Linked DNA regions of Homo sapiens: region 1 is linked to region 2. A link is an interaction called in ENCODE POLR2A ChIA-PET data of the cell type or tissue named here. Cell type or tissue: Caco-2. All regions are shown on one strand. Links, peaks and the distances in the headings refer to the core of each region. The heading gives the core; the rest is flanking DNA.

Evidence for each region. ChIA-PET counts read pairs that join two places held together with the same protein. Peaks named below come from ENCODE experiments on the same cell type or tissue, not always from the same donor. Only the 100,000 strongest peaks of a DNase experiment are listed, where the experiment ranks them.
Region 1: POLR2A ChIA-PET joins it to region 2 with 6 read pairs; 2 of 35 experiments call an interaction of 5 or more read pairs at or near these places.

What each region holds. Positions count from the first base shown.
Region 1 is chr7:20,950,206-20,960,557 of GRCh38, forward strand. All of the region lies in intron 2 of LINC01162 (long intergenic non-protein coding RNA 1162), which reads left to right. Among named protein-coding and RNA genes, the nearest start is that of LINC01162, 120 kb to the left of the region's middle. RefSeq lists an enhancer at 7,844-9,278. In Caco-2, for the core only: no CTCF peak of the experiment used is centred there; no DNase peak of the experiment used is centred there.
Region 2 is chr7:20,792,062-20,802,413 of GRCh38, forward strand. No RefSeq gene overlaps it. Among named protein-coding and RNA genes, the nearest start is that of SP8, 10 kb to the left of the region's middle. RefSeq lists enhancers at 948-2,222, 3,766-4,474, 7,163-8,715 and silencers at 5,857-5,916, 5,967-6,196, 6,287-6,416. In Caco-2, for the core only: no CTCF peak of the experiment used is centred there; DNase peaks (open chromatin) are centred at 5,361, 5,850 and 6,370; H3K4me3 peaks cover 2,126 bases.

The DNA of each region.
Region 1 (10,352 bases), core at 1,408-9,407, 160 kb after region 2:
AATAGCTCCATAAAAGTGCATACTTTAAGAAAAAATACTACGTATTTTAAAAATAATACATTCACGTAGTGAAGATTTTGATAATACAAAAGGAACACAGCAAAAGTATGTCTCCTTTCCATTCCCATCTTCCAGTTCCTCTTCCCAGAGATAACACTCTCATCACTTTCGCGTTTCCATCTATACATAATATCCTCTCCCCAACCTTTAAATTATAATTAGCACATTATTCTGTACCTCATTTCTTTGGAAGTGTTACAGTTTATGTGGGTCTTAACAGACAAATCAAGATTTGCTAGATGAGACAGTCTAGGCAGGGCAAGGAGCATGTGCAAAGGTGTAGAGGGAACAGGAATGCTCCCGTATCAAAGACGGGGTAGTTCTGAGTGGCTGGAGCATGGGTGATTAGAGAAAAGGCAGGAAAGTTCTGTCTAGTTACCTCCAAAGTGAATGTATAGACTAATGAAGCAGAAAGTCTGCAGACCCACACCATGTAAGAAATTGGTCATTTGCTAAAGGTGAGACTTCAAATTAGTGTCAGGGAAAAGATGGATTATTCAATAAGTAATGTTAGGGCAATGTTAAGGCTCTCTGAAAAGAAGTTTAATCCTTTCTCCATATCACACCTCAAAAAGTTCAAAGATTTCAAAAAGAAGCCATAACAATAGAGAGTACAACATGGGAGAATCCCTTTATAACTTTGGAGTAAAAAGGCTTTTTAAATTATGACTGAAGTCCAAAGATTATAATAGGAAATTAAGGTAAATGTATAGAAAAATAACTTTTAAAACATCTAAGTTGAAACAAAATCAACACAAAAATTCAGCGAAAAACAAAAAACTAGGAAAATTATTTCATGTCAACCAAATAGCTAATTGCTCTAATGTGTAAAGAAGTTCTACAACATAGTTTAAAACTATAATAAAAAAGAATTTGAATAGAGTTTATAAAAATAAATGGCTCTTAAACATATGAAAAAGTACATAACCTCACTCAATATAAAAGTAAATTAAAACCACATAAAGATACCATAATTTAAAAAAGTATGTAATCAAAATTCCAGATTTTCCCAAACAGAAACTTACCAGCATTTTGTTTTCAAGATGGTGGGAGGCCAGGTGCTGTGGCTCCCACCTGCAGTCCCAGCTTTTTGGGAGGCTGAGGTGGAAGGATGCTTGAGCCGGTGAGTTCAAGTCCAGCCTGGGCAACATGGTGAGACTCATCTCTACAAAAAAATAGAAATAAATTAGCCAGGCGTGGTGGTGCACATCTGTAATCCCAGCTACTCTGGAGGTTGAGGTGGGAGGATTGCTTAAGCCCAGGAGGTGGAGGCTTCAGTGAGGTCATTCATGCCGCTTCAGTCCAGCCTGGGCTACAAAGCTGGACCTTGTCTCAAAAAAGAAAAAAAAAAAAAGACTAGGAAATAGGTAATTTAATATATTGCTGATAGTAGTGTAAATTAATGCATCTATGGAAGAAAGTTTAACATTATCTTTCAAAATGACTAATGCATATATTCTTTGACCAAGCAATCCCACTTATGGAGGTTTTTCCTACAGATAAACTTGCACACATGTAAAGTCATATATGTTCAAGGTCATTGACTGTAGCATTATTTTTTATAGGAAAAGATTGGTATCAACCCAAATGTCCACCAACAGTGGACTGGTTAAATTAATAATGGTATATCTATGTGATGGAATAACATGTAAGAGAATTTTAAAAAATGGAATGAACTCTCCATGTATCAACATGGCTAAAGTTCTGAGGTACGTGTAGTGAAAAAAAGCAATGTACTGAACAGTGTGCATAATGTGCTACCTCTTCAAGGGAGAAAATATAAGTGCATATTCTGTATTGCACAAGGAAACTCTGGAATTATACAAAGAAACTAATAAAAATTGTACTGTGAAAGGCTGTGGAAACTGACAAATGGGAACAGTAGTAGAAGCAAGTGCTCTCACCATACCTGTTTTAATGTTTGATGTTTGAATTATGAAGATGTATTAATCATCTAATAATTTTTTAAAAGCATCTGCCTCTATCTTTGCACTACTTCAATGATTAGCCATTTATTAATTGCAAGCAGTGGGGTTTTGCACTGGCTTATTTTTTCTTTTGCCTGTGGCTTTTGTTTGTAAGATTTCATCCACGAGTAAAATCACTAAGCAAGCCTTGCCCATAGCGTTCAGCATGTGTTGAAATACAGGGGAGAACTGACAATCACAGGGAGAATGGTATTTTTGATGTATTCTCTACTCTGTGGTCAAAGAGGTGGCCGGATACCTGCCAGGAGTGGAAGGAAGGTCCAGAACATTGAAATAATTCAGTTCTCATTCAAGGTCAGAATGCATTTGCTTTGGCCGGGCGTGGTGGCTCACGCCTGTAATCCTGCACTTTGGGAGGCCGAGGTGGGCGGATCACGAGGTTAGGAGATCGAGACCATCCTGGCTAACACGGTGAAACCCGTGAAACCCCGTCTCTACTAAAAATAAAAAAAATTAGCCAGGCGAGGTGGCCGGCACCTGTAGTCCCAGCTACTGAGGGAGGCTGAGGCAGGAGAATGGCGTGAACCCAGGAGGCGGAGCTTGCAGTGAGCCGAGATCACGCCACTGCACTCCAGCCTGGGCGACAGAGCGACACTCTGTCTCAAAGAAAAAAAAAAAAAAGAAACAAAGAATGCATTTGCTTTAAAGATGGAGCTAAGTATTCCTGGAACAAACACCGGGAAATAACCATGGGAAGAGGATTAAAACGGAAAAAGAAGTGACTTGAAGGAAATGAGATGGGAGAATGAGATGCCAAAATTAGCACCTACATGCAAAGGGGCAGGTAGACAGGATCCAGGGTTGTACAAGGAAACTACTCAGCTGAAGGATAACCAGGAAGGGAAGGGAGGAGACTCATTATCAGGGAAATGTGAATAACAAGAGGCTGTTCAAACTGATGTAACTAAGGGTCATGACTAAGAAATATCCCAAAGATCCTCTAGAGTAGAACTACAACATTAGAGTTGCATATTGAGATCTGTTTGACATTCAAGGAAGCCAAACCTAAAGTTGTGAAGAGAACAATCTAGGGTCACACAGAAACCGTGTCTGAGACTTCTAGCCTAGCATTTTTTTTTCTTTCTCTCTTGTTTATTTTCATGCAGCATCTCTTGTTAATGCTCAATTTGATTTAGTTTCAAGACTCTCATTTTAACATGAATAATCACTGTTGACTGTTGCCAGAAAACAGAAGAGTGGGAAAGAAAGAGAGATAGAGAGAAAAAGGTATATAGAGAGATGTTAAATCTTGTAAATGAAAGTACATTGATAACAGCAACTAGCAGACCTACATATGAACCAAACAAGCAAAAAATGTCATTCCTGCTGTAAGTGGGCCCAGCCAAGCTGTTCTGAGCAGTGAAGGTCAAAAGTTCCATGACCACAGCTCTGCATCTCTCTCAATACAAGGCTTTTTGTTAAATGGTGGCAAAGCATTTTTAAAAATCATCCTTTCTTACCATCTATAAACCATAAAAAAAGAAATTTTTCCCTTTAGGGCCTTTAGCCATATTATGCTTTCTTGCAGATATCTCATAAAAAACTCCCCCAGAATAGCCCTCAGTATGTTCTTTTTAAGGCACAGTTCTTCCCTTAAATTGTTATTTAATCAGTAAATATTCTTATTCTTCACATAAGTTTTTCTCTGTGGTGGGCTAGGAAGTGCTTGAATTTTTACTCTAGAAAATTGTTTTCTCACAGTTCCTGGACCCACATCACATAAATGTTCATATAAAAAAATTCACAACTTTTAAATGTGATTTAGCAATAAAATTGAGTCTCTGTTAACACTGACCAATTCCAAAGAGTTGTAACACAGATCATTCTGCTTATTTTTGCCTTAAGTCTCAAGGGGGGGGCGGGGGGAAAGCAAAAAAGGAGGCTACTCTCCTTAGGAAGAAAGGGAATCCTAATTTCCTATTCAAAGAAATATTTAACATTCCATGTTTTTTAACTTCCAAATACCTCCAGTAATCAAGGGTGCTTTACAGGTGAATAATCAGGGCTTTAAGGCAGAATTATACTCTTCCTGGCCTGGAAGAAGATGAAGCTCTAAGGTAACACAGAGACTCAAAAGAAAAAACAGAAAACAACTCTCTACCCTTTTGGAAATGTAAACAATCAGGTAAATAATAACTAAAGCTCTAATTTTTTACTCATATTCTGATTTAAAATTTAGTCCTTCCCAAGTTTGTACTGTCTCTCGATTTTGTTTTGTTTTCACAGGCTTACCAAAAAAATTGATTCTGATCACTGTAGACCGACCCTCCATAAACCCTCTTTCTATGGGAAACTGTAATAAGGATTGTGGACTTTCACTGTCTCTGATGATATAAAATTACCTTTTTAAAAATTACCAGAAGAAAACATACAACTAAGACCTTCTCCCTGTTAATCTGTTAGGGTTCATCTTTTCTGCTTCCTAAGCTTGATGGTAGCTCTCTAAATTAAGTGATAACATAGATATGGTGTGTGAACTGTGCACTTACAGAATCTTAGAAATGTTTCATACTTCCAAGGATTTTGGTTTTTTAAAAATTTTAAATATGAGACAGTCTGTGCCAGGAGCTATTGGGAAAACAGCTCTTTCTGTGTTTGGCCTGTTCCTCTCTGCCCACAACATTCCTCCACACCCCTCGCACTTTACATCCTCACATTCCCATGCTGTGTGTCTATGACAAGCCTCTGAGAGTCTGGGAATCACGGTGTTTATGGGTAAAGCAAGAAGGCCAGGGAAGGAGTGACAAGAAATAGATCAGGATTTTCAGAGATCTACTTGCCAGAGCCAGGTGTGGTAGTGCACAGCTGTTATCCCAGTTACGTGGCAGGCCAAAGCAGGAGGGTCCCTTTACTCCAGGAATTTGAGGTAGCAGTGTGCTGTGATCATGCCTGTGAATAGCCACTACACTCCAGCTTGGGCAACATAACAAGACCCTTGTCTCTTAAAAAAAGTCTATTTGCTAACATGCCACTAATTCTGCAAGATTTATAATAATAGCTACCAATTATTATGAGCCTACGATAAGCCAAACATTCACAAGACATTTAATCCTCAGAATAACCCTGTGAAGTTGGTACTCCTTTTCCATTTTACACATGTAGGAAATGGGGTTCTTATTGCCTAGGGAAACTCTCCAAACAAAAATAAACAAAAAGCAAGCTAGTTGGAATCAGAGTTAGGATTTGAGCCTGTGTTTACCAGAGTCCAAACTCCTGCTCTTTCTGCTATTAGCCTACTCATGATCTAAAGCCTAACTAAGGCTTCTTGGATTCTAAAGGGATTTTTATGGTCCTGTGGTTCTATTTCAGGTTAACATGGAAATCTCTTCCTTGAGTGCTTCAAAAAAGGTTAAATTTTATGAGATACACTTTAGTGATGAATATACTTTATCTTATCCTATTAAAATAATTAATATTAGGAATAGAAGGTTGAATAGAAACCAGAGTATTACATTAGCTGGAATATCACACTTCTCAATAATTATGTATAAATGAAAGTTCACTCTTCCATTCATTATCACTCATCCACCTACTTATCCATCCATCCACGTGTCCATCCATGTATCCATCCATCCATCCATCCATCCATCCATCCATCCATCCATCGACTTAACAAATTGAGAACTACTATGGGCTAGTTGCTATTCTAGGCCCATAGAAAGGAGGTAAAAAGAGGCCGGGCACAGTGGCTCATGCCTGTAATCCCAGCACTTTGGGAGGCTGAGGCGGGTGGATCACTTGAGGTCAGGAGTTTGAGACCAGCCTGGTCAACATGGTGAAACCCTGTCTCTATTAAAAATACAAAAATTAGCTGGGTGTGGTGGCACACACCTGTAATCACAGGTACTTGGGAAGCAGAGGCAGGAGAATCGCTTAAAACTGGGAGGCAGAGGTTGCAGTGAGCCGACATTGCTCCACTGCACTCTAGCCTGGGTGACAGAGCAAGACTCTGTCTAAAAAAAAATAAAAAATAAAAATAAAATAAAAAATAATAAAAAAAAGAAATGGAGGTAAAAAGTCAGAGCTTTCTTTTGCTCTCAAAGATTATATTCTAGATCAGCACTGTTCAACAGAACTTTCTGTGAGACAAAAGTGTTTTATATCTGTGCTATTGAGAAAAACTGAGGAATGGAATTTGCAATTGTATTTAATTTTTGTTTTAATTAATTTAAACTTAAGTAACAGCATGTCATTACTGTCCTGGACATCACAGTTCTAGAAGGTTTAAGGAGGTGAGAAGACAGAAAATAAATTAAATTTTTAGTTTTAATTTTATGGATATATAATATTTTACATATTTTTGGGGTACATGTGAGGATTTTCTTCATGCATAGACTGTGTAATGATCAAGTCAGGCTATTTGGAGTATCTATCACCTCGAGTATCTATCATTTCTATGGGCTGATAACATTTTAAGTCCTCTCTTCTAGTTTGAAATATACAAATATTGTTGCTAACTATGGTCACTATTCTTCTATGAAGCATTAGAACTTATTTCTTCTCTAACTGTAAGTTTGTATGCTGAATCTTGAGTGAAAATAAGGAGTCAGACATGCCAAGAGCAAAGGAAGAACACTGTAGGCCTAGAGAAGTATGTCAAAAGCCCTAAGAAGAGAAAGACTTTGGTGTGTTCACGTTTCAGAGAGTGGATCAGTGTTGGTTAGATTGCAGTGAGCAGGGAGGTAATGGGCATACAATGCTGCTGGAAGGTAGGAGAGGCCAGATAATGTGGAGTTGTTTAGCTTGTAGCAAAGGGTATGGATTTAATTCTAATTGAAATCTCAATCTATAGATAACCTTTTAAGAATTGCATTGTCCTATAAAATATTGGTATCCAAAGTTGAATTACTTAATGATGAAGTGGGTGATAATATGGAGCTTTACTCTTTTTAAAAGCTTTATCTACAGTTTAGTTCAGAACATGCCTATATTAAAGAACTACTGATGGTTATGAAATTGTCTTGAAGATTCAAAGATAAGTATTTTCGAGATATGGGCATTGAAGATGGCAAACAACCTACTGACATAGGATATCCAAAGAGGGAGTGAGCGAATCAAGACATTTCATTTTAAGTCTTCTGGTGAAAATAATTTTTACTATCTCTCAGGACTGATTTGCTTTGGAATACAGATGGGAAAACTCTTTTCTAGATGTGGCATGGTTTGTCATCCTCTGAAAATATGACTCTTTATACAATTGGTCTATAGCCAGTTTTTAGTGGAAAAGTCGTGACATCAGAATGCTCATGAGCCATAGCAGAGAGTCCCAGACTTCCTTATTAATTCTGAAAATGGTTCTTTAAGTGAGACTGGGTTTAAAATATGTTAGTGTCTTTGAATTTACCAGAAGATCTGAGCTACTGGTGCAAATCAATTCAACATAGTACCTCTCAGGGGTCACAAATCACTTGGGCCAGCTCGTGAAAAGGAGGGTCATGGTAACCTAGTCTCCAGAGAAACTACATTACCTACCATTTTTCTTGCCAGAAAAAGCATAATTTATACTTTTAACATTATTAGTTGAAAAATAATGCAAACAAATTATGTAGCATAAAATTGTGGGAAAAAAATTGATAGTTACCAGAATAAGCAAATTGCTAAATTATGTAGACGATCTAGATTACAAAGCCCTACAACCTGCTTTACTGTAGAATTTGAAGTCATCAGCTTATAATATTGAACATCTACTTCAAACACAGAGTTTTAAGACTTACAAATTTCTATTTTTAAACGATGTAAACTTTTCAATATTCGTAGGGTAGTAATTATTGTTTTGTGTTACTATTTTAAAAATACAAGCAACAAAAATGCAAGACTAAACTGTCAAAAAATACCAAAGTTTCAAGTTCGTATTTAGCAAAAGTCTTTTCTTATAATAGAGGGTCATTTTGTACATGAAGTGCAAGGGAGAATGAAAAGACACAGAAAGAGAGAAAGGCAGAGAGAGAGAGAGAGAGAAATCCTTTTTCATCCTTACCAAATTAGCTTGTGTTTATAAAGATGTCAAACCTTCATTTTACCCAATAAAACATTTTTGGTGTGGAAATGATGTTCCCCTCGTGAATTTGCATAAAAGTAAAATGATTTTTAAAATCCAGCTTTGTAAACCAATGTGGAACTATGATTGTTTTAAACCTTTAAACCAAAAGCAAGGCATGGTTTTTGTCTTAAATTTAGAATAAATTGAAAGCATACATTGATGTTCTTTGTTTCAAATACATTTTGGAACCCAGCAGACCACATTCAACCTAGTTAAATTATCTGAATGGATTTGGGGAAAAGAGAAAGGAGCCTGTTCATTTTAATATACCTTCAGAAATATTTTACTTCTTGATGATGACAGCAGCTCTTGCTGACAACTATTAATACATTATAAACACCCCATCAGAGTTATATAAAAACATGTCAGTTTTAAAGAGAACATCTTTGACAGCAAATTTTCTGATTGTGAAACAGCTGTGCCTTCAGTACAATGCATTAAGTAGTTTATTCCTTTTAGATAGTTAAATTGTGCATGAAATGTTGCTGGCGCAAGGGCTCCAAATCTGGCCTGATTAGCGAACATCTGTTACATTGGAAAAATTCATGTCTACCCTAATTAGCTGTCAGGCTGATGTACATCAGGCCTGATGGTGAGGGATCCTGCGCTGTTTAAGTCAAACAGGTTCCTCTCCTCTCCTGTCACCTGCCCTTTCAAATCTCTTCCTTTCATGGGCTGCTGTAATTAGAGATAGTTGGACACACAATGGAGCAGGCTACGGTCAGTTACAGTCCCATCTGTGCAATATTTTTATTCCCACCAAACTTGGGAACCGATATATGAAGTAGTTCAACAGCAGCAAGGCTGTTAGATCTGTTAGGTCTATGACATTTGTTAATCTTGGCTCAAGATCGTTCTCTGAAAGTCTTAGGATCCTGGAGTCATCATCTTGTGGTGACTGAAGGGTAATCTACAGCTTCTGAGGAATTGATCTTTGTTTCATTTGTTTTAAATAGGGATAGCGCTCAGGTGATTTTGAAATGTCGCAGTGTGCTGTAGAATGGCATGTTACTGTAAGATCAGGTATTCAAAAGAAAAAGAAGCTCAGTGTTCTGCAGTGTCCAGACAACTGACTATAGACAGCTACAGGAGGCAACTGACACCAAAAGATCTGATTTTATTGGGTTTATTAGTCCAGTGTACACAAGGTTTTCCAATGTAAATAAAAACTTTCATTGACCTGTGGATGGGTACATATCATAACTTCCTGTTTGAACTGTTTACCTTTTTAGCAAACTGGAATGTGCGGTTTGATGCTTGAGCTGGTTAAATCTTCATTTGTTCAGTAACAGCCTTTCCTGAAAGAGCTAGAGGGCCTGGGGCCAAATTCAGACTCAACCTGAAAGATTAAGAATATATAAAATTACAACATTAGGTTTTATTAGAGTGTGATTTGACCAAGGAAGAATGAAAAACCAGCCTTTTTCTAACTTTGTATCATCCTTTCAAGATAATTCAAGTACAGGATTGTTATTCCCAAGCATACATGAGGTATAATTACAATGTACGCAAAATTTAGTAATTGAGGACATGCTTTATGAAATGCTTGATGCATGAAGTTATAAACAGGGAAACTCATTTACCCAGAGCATGCAGGATTTTTAGGTGAACTCAAGCACGATCTCGTTTAGAATTCTGAATGCTCTTGTTACAGCACTCCAACCAAACTGGACTTGAGCTGTCTAACCTAGGCGAGGTTCTTTCCTCCCTCCTTCTGTTTCTTCCTTCCTTCTTATGCTTTTCCTTTCACCTCGAAGTACTTCCCCTGTCTATCCAAAGCTTACCGAATTAAACATTTAAGTATGATCTCAAACATCAAATATTCCATACCACTATCAACTTGGTTTAAAGGAAAGGGCAAAGTTTATCAAAACCATTGCGTTCTGTACTATGGTTTCACATGCATTATCTACCTCTTCTACCAACCATGGTGTTTTCATTTCTTTTATGGCACTTGTCTTTTATAAACTTTTATTTAAATATTTGTTTGCTATAGGGTACCCCTTATCTTTTATACTAGACTGTAAGCTCTTTGAAGAGAGCGACAATGATTATATATATATATATATATATATATATCCCCCATAAAGCATAGTCCATAATAGGTGCTCAAAAAGGTTTGTTGAGTAAATAGAATTCGACTCAGATCAGAGCTATTGAAACATAGTGATACGCCTCCAGGGGAATGTGACCATTTTGACTAAGCTCTAGTGAATTACAGGGCCCCATGGCCATCTCCAGCTGCCCGGAGACAGCCACCACAG
Region 2 (10,352 bases), core at 1,490-9,489:
TATTTACCAAAATTGATGTTCAAAATCTCCATCTCTGTGTACAGCCTGTATTAAAGGAAGAAAACAAAACACCTTTCCCTATTTATTGTCAACACACATAATGTTCATATCTTCATGCTATGTTAATGTGGCCTCGTGCTACTTCTACATTCAGGCTTGCACTCTACAGTACTTTTTATATTCATCTCTGCCAGCCCATGGATAAAATTGATAATTAATTCTACAGCACTTTGTATTTCTCCTTCATCATATAAATGAAGGAAACACATGTAGGGAAAAGAGTTTGCTCATTTAGTGTGAATGGTGTGTGTTTGTGTGTGACTGTCGTTCAAGGCAAGAGAGCAAAAGAGAAGCTTAGACATTCAGATGAGTGTGTCTCTGATTTTTTTCCTAGAATGGATTTGTTTCTGTTATTTTCTCTTTTGGTATTATATATCACTTTCTTACAGCTAACATGCAGAGTTAAAAACTACTAAATGCTTATCCTCAACACTATTGATTTCTTTTCATTCTGTTCTGTTAGTAGAGGAGGTAATGCTCCCAGATTACCCCGGGGTCTCCTCCAGACGGTTGACAATTGCAATCGCAGTTTTGGGAAGATAAATGTTACTCTGGGAATTGTGTTTAATTACAAATAATCTAGGAGCTGCTCCAGGTCTCTGGGTTTAACCACACATGTGTTCAAATCACTGTATAAGGTTTACAAATGTGTGATATTTGTGAAAGGGGATACAATTCACTTTCTAAAACCAGGGGACAAACTAGCATGCTCCCACTTTGGGTTTGTCAACAGATTCTTAGAGATAACACTACCCAAAATAACACCAATGACCAGAAAGTGTGGCGTCTTCGAGCACTTGAAAGCCTAAAAAATTGTTCATTGGAGTTTACTTTCAGGTCAGTTTTATTAAAATGAAAATCTGAAAATTAGCCATGCTTTCTTGAGTTCTCAAAGTCTCTTGCACAAGTCCATTTGTGTAGAGAATATTTTTGAGTCTACATAAGTTTTTTTTAATTTTATTTTATTTTGACAGAAGTTTTGTGGATGTCCCCTGAAATAGCTCAATGGTTAATTTTTACTGTTCCTCTTGTAACTCAGCTGCTACCTTTGTGTGTGTGTGATTCTTTGCTTATATGGCAGCTCAATTAGTGTTGTTTGTGTGTGTGTGCTCGGTTTTTTCTAATAGTCTTATTAACAAGAAAAAAGGTGGCGAACAGGTTATTCTCTTAACCTGACCTGGCTCTAAGAGTAAGATGAGCAGCACTGAACAGATGTCCCCATTTAAGCCGTTCTTTTCCCACATGCCTGCTGGATATTGCAGGCGCGCAGGAAGCTCGCTTCAAACCTGGCCCATTTCAGGCCATAATGGCCACGTTATTTCGGCCCAGTGAACACGAACAAAATCGCGTGCTTTAGAATCATTCGACTCTGAGTCCAGGAAAAGCAGGGGGTGTGGTGGCAGTGGGGGTGGCTAGGGAGGGGTGTATATGAGTGGGGGAGCCGATTTCATCTCGGATCGCAGGAAGAGAACTTGCTCAAAAGAATTTTTCCCCAGCAAAAGTGGTATAATTTACAGCGCAACTTAATAATCCGAGGGGCAATGCAAAAGCCCTTTGCGTTGTAAACCGCTTCTAATTACCTGCCAGAGCAATTAGCTGACTATCACGAAGAAATTAGATCGCTCAATGTAGCATAAATAATGCGAATAATTTTGTAAGAAGAATGGAAAGCGAGACCTGGTGTTTCTTTATAAGGAAATAACACCTCGTACTGTAAGAGCCCTCCATGAACACATATTAATGTCTAGGCATGCATGGCAATGAGTCCGAGCAGGAGCCCTCTGGCTGCGGTTCAGCACTTTTTCCGTTTACGTATGCGGGGTGAAAGTCGGCTTCCAGGCGTTCGATCTCCAGCCTTCCAGCTCACAGTAATTAACACATAGCGACTTCAATGGGAAAACCTGTTTTCCAGATGATTTTTACAATGCAGCTTTATGTCTCATTTGGCAGTTTAAATAGCTGGAGTTGTTTTCTGGCTTCATCTCTACTATCATCTGTTGAGCATATTTTGCTTAGAATATTGAATCCCAACCAAAATTTGGGTGCAGGCTTTTGCTGACTTTTATTTTCTTAAGAAGTGGGGATATCAGGAGCCATTTTGAAGGATACTAGAGCAAAGAATTCTTGTGAGGACCTGCTAGTGCCAGCAGATATTTGAGTTCCTGAATGCGTTTACAAAGTACATTGGGATATTTTTGTGTATGCTTCACTTTAACTTTTTTATTTAAAATCTACCTTAATTATATTTTCTAACTAACTCACTTCTCTTGAGTGATTGTGCCCTATACGGGGGTTCAGATGGTGAGTTCTCATATTTCTTAGCAAAGAAAAATAAAAGTAAAGCTGCAATCTAATTTGGGAGGAAAGCTGAAGGTGCATTTAGGTGTCTGAAAGCAGTATAAGCTCTTTGAAATTTACTTGGTTTGTAAATTACAAGTGCGAAAACAACTTCCAAAGATGTTTGGAAAAAGAATATATGCACCGACACCTATATAGACAGACACACACACACATACACACACACACACACACGTGAAGTTGTCGCCTGCCCACAACTCCACCGCTTTCCTGTGCCGCCCAAGGGAAATGGGTCTCTCTTGAGCCCGTCTTTCTCTAGTAAACGAGGTGGGTCATACGTCTATGTCAAATTGAATCAGCCAGGACAGCTTCCGTGGTAATTAAACTGGACGTCTGTATTGGTCACAGCAAAGGGTGCCTTGTGAATTCAGGTTTTACTTGGTGCATCACAACTGTCAGGGTGAATCCCGCCCCCCACAGAGGTCTGAGTCATGGGTTGCCACTCTCCCACCACCCCTGCCAGCTCATCCCTACCCATCGAAAGCTTTGGCCCCGCTCATTTTTGAAACATTTTTCACGACTGAGTTCAGGGGTTTTGCAGGACTTCACAAAGATCTTGTCCCAGTGGGCCGCACATTCGCAGTTTTCTCCTGCTAAGAAAACATCGACGGTTTTGCTGCTGACTGGAGAGTTCTAGATGAAAACTGAAGGAACCCTAATTATTATTATTATCATTATTATTTTTGAGACAGAGTTTTGCTCTTGTTGCCCAGGCTGGAGTGCAATGGCACGATCTCGGCTCACTGCAACCTCTGCCTCCTGGGTTCAAGAGATTCTTCTGCTTCAGCCTCCCCAGTAGCTGGGATTACAGGCGCCCGCCACCATGTCCGGCTAATTTTTTGTGTTTTTAGTAGAGACGGGGTGACACCATGTTGGCCAGGCTGGTCTTGAACTCCTGACCTCAGGTGATCCACCCGCCTCAGCCTCCTAAAGTGTTGGGATTACAGGCGTGAGCCACTACGCCCAGCCTGGGAACCCGAATTATTTATTTCATCAACCTTGGCTACAAATGGGTTTACTCCTGCTTATGGTGTCAAGTCCATGCAGCCCCTCACCCCCTTTAAATAGAGAGGCATTGGCCGCCTTAGGCTCCCCCTGCCCTGAGTTTAGGGCTGTTGAGTGTAGGCCTACAGGGAGGGGGACCCACTGAGGAGAAACCGGCTCCACTTTAGAAGGTGCTGGAAATAAAATATCCGTATCAACTGTCGGAAACTTGGTTTGATGCGCTAATCACTCGGTTCAAGGGTGTCTACATTATTAGGTGCCAAGTCCCCACTTCCAATCCCAGACAGAAACACCCTTCTAGATGGAACAGAGGGCATGTTTTTATTTAAGACTTGATGAGTACCAACTCTTGTTCTGAGCAGAGGTTATTTTTTAAGAGGAAATAAGATCTTGATTCCTGCTTATGAATTCTGGAAAAGTAATAAAGGTTGTTCAGATAATTTTCCACAAGATCTTCATCCGAACCTTCCCACTTGCTGAATTTTTTTTCCCTGCAGCTTAATTTCCCCTAAACACTTTGCATCGCTCCCTCCCCCCACCATGGCCCTGAAGATTCTCCATCTTAAATAACAAGGACCCTGCTGGCTACTAAAGGAGGCTGCCCATTTTAATTCAAAACAAGGGCCACGAGTGCTGGTCTTAGAAAGAGCCGAGGAGTGAAGATCAACCTTTTTTTCTCTTGGAGTGCTTGCACTTAACCCTCAATCGCCAATATAGTACCTCTTTCTCTCTCCTTTATTAAAATATTTCTTTCATTCTTTTCTTTTTGGGGGGGAGGGGGCAAGATTTCTTAAGGTAAAAGAAATAAGCTGAACAGATTGATTATTGTTATGTCTGTAATTGCTCTAAAAACATTTTTCAGTGGGGCCTCATAGGGCAAACATATTGGTCTTTGATCAACACTGAAGAAAGCAAACATTGGAAAACCAAAACCCACTACTTTGGAGTCTACACTTGGCATTTACAGCCCTGAAATGGAATGCCCTTTACCTTCAAAAGGGCAGCTATTAACGACAGAAAGTTCTTGAGTTTTTCTGTAGATAGTGCTTCAGTAGTTTTCTAGTAGTATTCTAACCTAGGCATAACTTCCTCTCTTCTGAAACTGGGGAAACCCATTTGCAAAGTGAAACGATTTGACTAGTAATACCCAATGTCAGTTTATTTGAAACTATAGCTAAAAAGGGAAAAACTAATAAATCCACTTTGATTATTTTTCTGCTTAGTTTCAAGACGTCCTCTAAGCCTAGATAACGAAAGTGATTTCAAAAATTTTGACATACTTAACCAAATGAAACTAATAGGTGCGCAGCAAATTAGTACGAGCCATAGTCAAACCAAAAGAGGATCTTTTTTACTAGAAGAAACTTGCACTATTGATTTTATTGACTGACTCGATTTCAGTGTTTTAATCAACTTTAACAAATTTAACTGAAAACAGGGTAATTGATATATAGAATTTAAAACTTCAAAAATAAGCCGCAGATATTCATAAATATTTTTTATTAGGTGATTTGCTGTTGATTTACCATTTAAGTAAAAAAAACTATTCTTTTTTCTAACTTAAGCTACGGTGATCTGAATTTCCTTCCCTTTAGCTTCCTCAGTCAAGATTTGGGAACAGAAATTCCAAAATGCTTAGAAATGGGTGGGAAGATTGTAGGTTTAGAAGTCTGAGGAAGGAAATTACAAGCCGATGCTGATTGACTTTTGAAAGGCCTGGCACGTCCCAGTCTATATAATAACTCAGTTGGAGGAAGAACCTCGAGGACCGAGTGTCTCCAGATCACTTAATGCATCGGCATCCACCACGCTCGGCTCATGGGCAGGGCCCCCGAGGCTGCCACCAACCCACGGAGCCTTGAGGAGCTGCGCTTCCCCGCGATGGTCCAACGAACTTCGGAAGTGCTCCTGCTTCCGGTTTCACGTATACCTGGGATGCGTTGCCATACAGGTTTGTCCCGTTTTAATGCTTTGACCCATCTAAGATACGAGGACAGGAGACTGGAGAAGTAAACGAAAGGCAATGGCCGAGGGGTAAGGCGGGGAACACAGCAGGAAAAGGACAGGTTCCCCTTCACCTTCACCCCCAGTGTTGGCAACGTCCCAGGGATTCTCGGAGCTGAAGCTTCTTCAGAAAACAGTCAGCTTAATTAAGATCCTGCCCTTGGGGAATCTAGAATAAATGGCGAGTAGTGGGCAGCTTTCCCCACCAGTCGCAGGATCTAAAAGCAATGAGTGACGGTTGTCTGTGCAGCAGTCAGAGGGAAGAGCGACAGTTCCAGACGAGGGGCAGTCGGACTTCTCCGCAGCCTACCGCCAGCTTGGAGTGCAGATCTCCACCGACTGCGCCACAGACAGTCTCAGTCCCCAGCAGTCACAATATTTGCACTCCCCTTTCTTCCTGGCCTTTCAACCCCTCCCTTTCCTTCCTCCTCACCCCTCCCACCCCGCACCCGAGAGACAGCCTGCCGTCCCAGGTCCAGCCCGCGCCTCTGCGCACCTCCCGGCACCCGGCGCAGGTCGCCGGCCAGGGCACACACGCGTCCCCGCCTGCTCGCCGGCCCGCAAGGCCCGGGCTGCGGCGGCCGCGGGCGCGGGAGGCGGAGGCGCAGGCGCCGGGCTCCGTGGCAGCCCGGCCCAGCCCCGCCCCGCCCCACCCTCCGGCCCTCCCCTCCGCTTAGCCGTGCTCTCCCGCCGAGCTCCGCCGCCAGCTCCGTGCTCTGCCCGGCCCGTACGCCGCTCGCCACCGCGGCTCCCCGGGCGGGAAGGCTGCGCCGGCTCCCGCCAAGGGGGAGGCGCCACCCCGCCCCGGGGCGGTTGTCTTGCTGGGACTCCTGGGCCGGTCACAAAGCCCCTCTCCGCTGACCCGGAGGGACGGGAGTCGGGTGCGCGACGGCGGCTCCCCACCCCTGCACTCAGCCGCCCGCCCCGCTCCTCCTCCTTCCCTCCCTGTCCCTCCTCCTCTCCCACCCCCCGAGGGCTCGCACACCCCGCGGGCGGGAAGGTGCCGCCCTCGGGGCGGACAAAGGGGCAGGCCGGGCGGGAGGGGCTGTAGCCGGCACGCGCGGCCGCGGGAGGGCCCGCCTCGCCCCGGGCCGCCGACCTGACACCTGCTGGGCAGCCTGCGCGGCCTGGGGCGAAGGCCAGCGGGCGGCGGGGTGGGAAGCGCCAGCGCAGGGGCGTGTGTTCGGGAGGGGGTCGCGGACAGGTCAGGCGGCTTGGGACCCACCCCACCCGGGCAATAGTGACCTACTGCTTCGCTAGCGTCCCCTTTCAGGTCTTAACTGGACTTTAAAGATCTTTTAGAAAATTTATATTCTCGTTTTTATGTCAGCGACTATACATCAGAATCACGCAAAGGGCTAGTTAAAACGCAGATGGCTGGGCTCGTCCGCAGAGTTTCTGCTTCAGTAGGACTGCGGTGGGGCCCAGTCATTTGTATTCCTAAATTCTCAGGTGACGCTCATGCTGCTGAACCGGGTACCACACTAGGAGAATCACTGCTATGCCATTCATTCCCCACCACCCGCTAACTGTAGAAGTGGGGAGAGGATCTCCCGCAGGGATCCCAAAGACAGTGCTAGTGCTCTCATTGCCAAGGTAGTTTTATCTCTTTTGAAGGTAAGCTCTGCATTGAATACGTACTGGATCTTCTCGATAGAAGTTTGACCATATGCTAGAGTGGAACCCTCACGCTGCTGGTGCTGGAGAAAGCAAGGCTGTTTAGATAGATGCCAGGCAGAGAAAGCCACAGTCCAGTTTCCATTTCCCCTGAAGAGCCAGAACCAGGGCGATGGGTCTTTCCCAGCACAAATTCAAAAAAGAACCAAACAGTTTCATTTCGACACAATGACAACCTCCCACCTTCTCTTTATAAATTTTTGATATTTCGATCGAAATATTCTATCCTACGTTCAGCATGTTTCCATTGTTTTATATTTTACTGAAGGACCTAAAATATTTTAAAGCAGAGAAAAGAACTAAATGATAGGCAGAGAGGAGATTTAAATAAAATTTTTAAAAGCCACAAATTTACAATTGTTTTTTAAAAAGCATATCTATGTATTTAAAATAATATAATGAATTGAATCATTTAAAATGCACCCCTGTCCTTTCAAATCTGTTTTTTTTTTTTCAAAAAATTTTTGAAAATCTAATGAGAAATATATTTTGACATTCCAATCCAGTGAATTAGTTAAGGGAAAACTACCTAAAAAGAGGCACACTAAACTTTTCTTATCCCCAGTGGGCGGTGTTAATCATCCAGTTTGAGCCTTGTAGTTTTCATTGTCGAATACTTGGGTTCTCTCAAAGGGAAGAACGTTGGGGACTTGCATTCACTCTTTTTCAAGAGGAGATTAAACACAAAATCGATTTAATGGAGCATCTGTAATCTTAAATACGAGAAGTCAAGAGCTAAAGCTATAATAGAAAGGTTAGCTTTCCTCCATTGTTCACACAATCTAACTCATATTTTTGGAACTTAATTATCAATGAAAGCTACCACATCAATGCAATACAGTATAGGCAAATTACAAGAACCTTTTACTTCTCCCAACTGGGTTTAAATTGCAAATCTTAACACTGAACAGTGTGCTTTTGGCATTGAATATTCAATACAGGGAAATGTGTTTTAAGTGAACCACCCAAGGGCCCAGGAACATTTGCTTAATAATGATACTTTGCAATTCTATAGGGCCTTTCAGGCAAGGATCTCAAGTGGAATGCTCTTTAACTATACCCTGCATGGGAAACCTTGGGAATATTTTAAAGTGCTCACTTAAGGCCTATTGGAAAGAATCTTTTAGTATAGATTTCACAGTATGATTTTAAGAAATGAGGTACTGCAGAATTTTCAGTCTCAGGGGTATCATATTCATGGGGATTTGGTGGTTACTGAACATTTATTAGTTACTTTATGTAAAGGTTAAAATGTACATTTTCTCCAACTTTTTATTTTCAAAAAATTTAAACCTACAGAAAATAATGGTACAATGAAACATTTAATTTCAAAGAACACCCATATTCCCTTCACTTAGGTTCATCAGCTTTTAACATTTTGTGACAATTGCTTAGATTTTTCTAAGTAGATGGATAGCTAGACAGACAGACATATATGGATCTACTATATCTGAATAGATAGGTAGATGTCAGATATGATTATTTGTTTGTTCATACACATACATAAACTTACCTCTTTTATCTATTTCAAGTAAGTGGTAAACATCACTGCACTTTATTCCTAAGTACTAAAGCGTGCCTATCCTGATTAAAGGGTATTCTACATAACCATAAAGAATATTCTTATTGTTGAGTTTTTAAATACATTCCAATGGTTTTATTTTATTTTTGTATTCAGAATATCCATAAGTTTTATCAGTGTTGTCTACAAACTTAGGAAATGAGATTTAAGCCAGTACTGGTATACAAAATTCTAAAATACTGTTGTATTACCTAGGCATCTTGGGAATTTTAGAACCTGAGATTCTAATTAAGAAATTGCTGTATAACCAGATTTTAAAAACAATTGAAGAAACAAAACCATTTGCACATGCTTACAGAACACAAACAGAACATTTACATTTCAATCCAAACAAACAAAAAATTCTATTTTTACCTTAATATTTGATCTAAGTTATCAGAATAATGGTCTTAATTATCCACTTCATTTTGATAGCTAGTATAGACTTGACCAAAGAGAAAATAGCACTGGCAGTTATGTACTCTGAGAAGTGTGTGTAGACAATTTATATAATTTTGCCAAAATGGCCAATTAATTGATATAATTATGAATGTCTGGACTTAGCTTTTATGGTTAAAAAAGTAAAACCTCTTGTCTTTCCAATGGTGGCTTTCTACTAGCTTTAATGATCCATATTTTTCCTTGATTGAATATTTTTGCATGCTTAATTTTAAAATATTCTCATATGTTTCAATAATATAGACATATTAATTAAAAGTAATTAGCCAAAGACTATCAAGTACATCTTCTTGTCTCTTACAAGTCCTTGAATTATTACATAACTTAATGTGTGATTTGTCCCACTTTTGGAAATGTATATAATTACGTATTTACCTCTACAGTGTTAGTGTCTTATACTTAATATTCACTCATTAGCATTATTCTATCTTCTGCAGAAAGCCAACTTCTAACTGCATGAAATTCCTGGAGCTTAAAATCATCTTACAAATAAATGTAGATGAATTTTTGCAGTTTGTTAGGTGTGAAATTCATACAGCTTTATGTAAAAATTGGTGGGAATATTAAATTTTATATATGTAATTACCTCCTTGGGTCAGAGTCACTGTTATTTTGGTTATTTTAAATGTAATTTAGGCCTGGCACGGTGGCTCACGCCAGTAATCCCAACACTTTGGGAGGCCAAGGCGGGCGGATCATGAGGTCAAGAGATCAAGATGATCCTCACCAACATGGTGAAACCCCGTCTCTACTAAAAATACAAAAATTAGCTGGGTGTGGTGGCACGTTCCTGTAGTCCCAGCTACTTGGGAGGCTGAGGCAGGAAAATTGCTTGAACCCAGGAGGCGGAGGTTGCAGTGAGCCAAGATCAAGCCACTGCACTCCAGCCTGGGAGACAGAGCGAGACTCCGTCTCAAAAAAAGAAAATAAAGACAAAAATAAATAAATAAATAAATGTAATGTTTTCTTTTATTCTTTTTTTTTTTTTTTTTTGAGAGGGAGGCTCGCCCTGTTGCCCAGGCTGGAGTGCAGTGGCGCAATCTCGGCTCACTGCAACCTCCACCTCCCCAGTTCAAGCAATCCTCCTACCTCAGCCTCCTGAGTAGCTGGGACTACAGGCGCCCACCACCACGCCTGGCTAATTTTTTTTTTACTTTTAGTAGAGATGGGGTTTCACCATGTTAGCCAGGATGGTCTCGAACTCCTGACCTTGTGATCTGCCCACCTC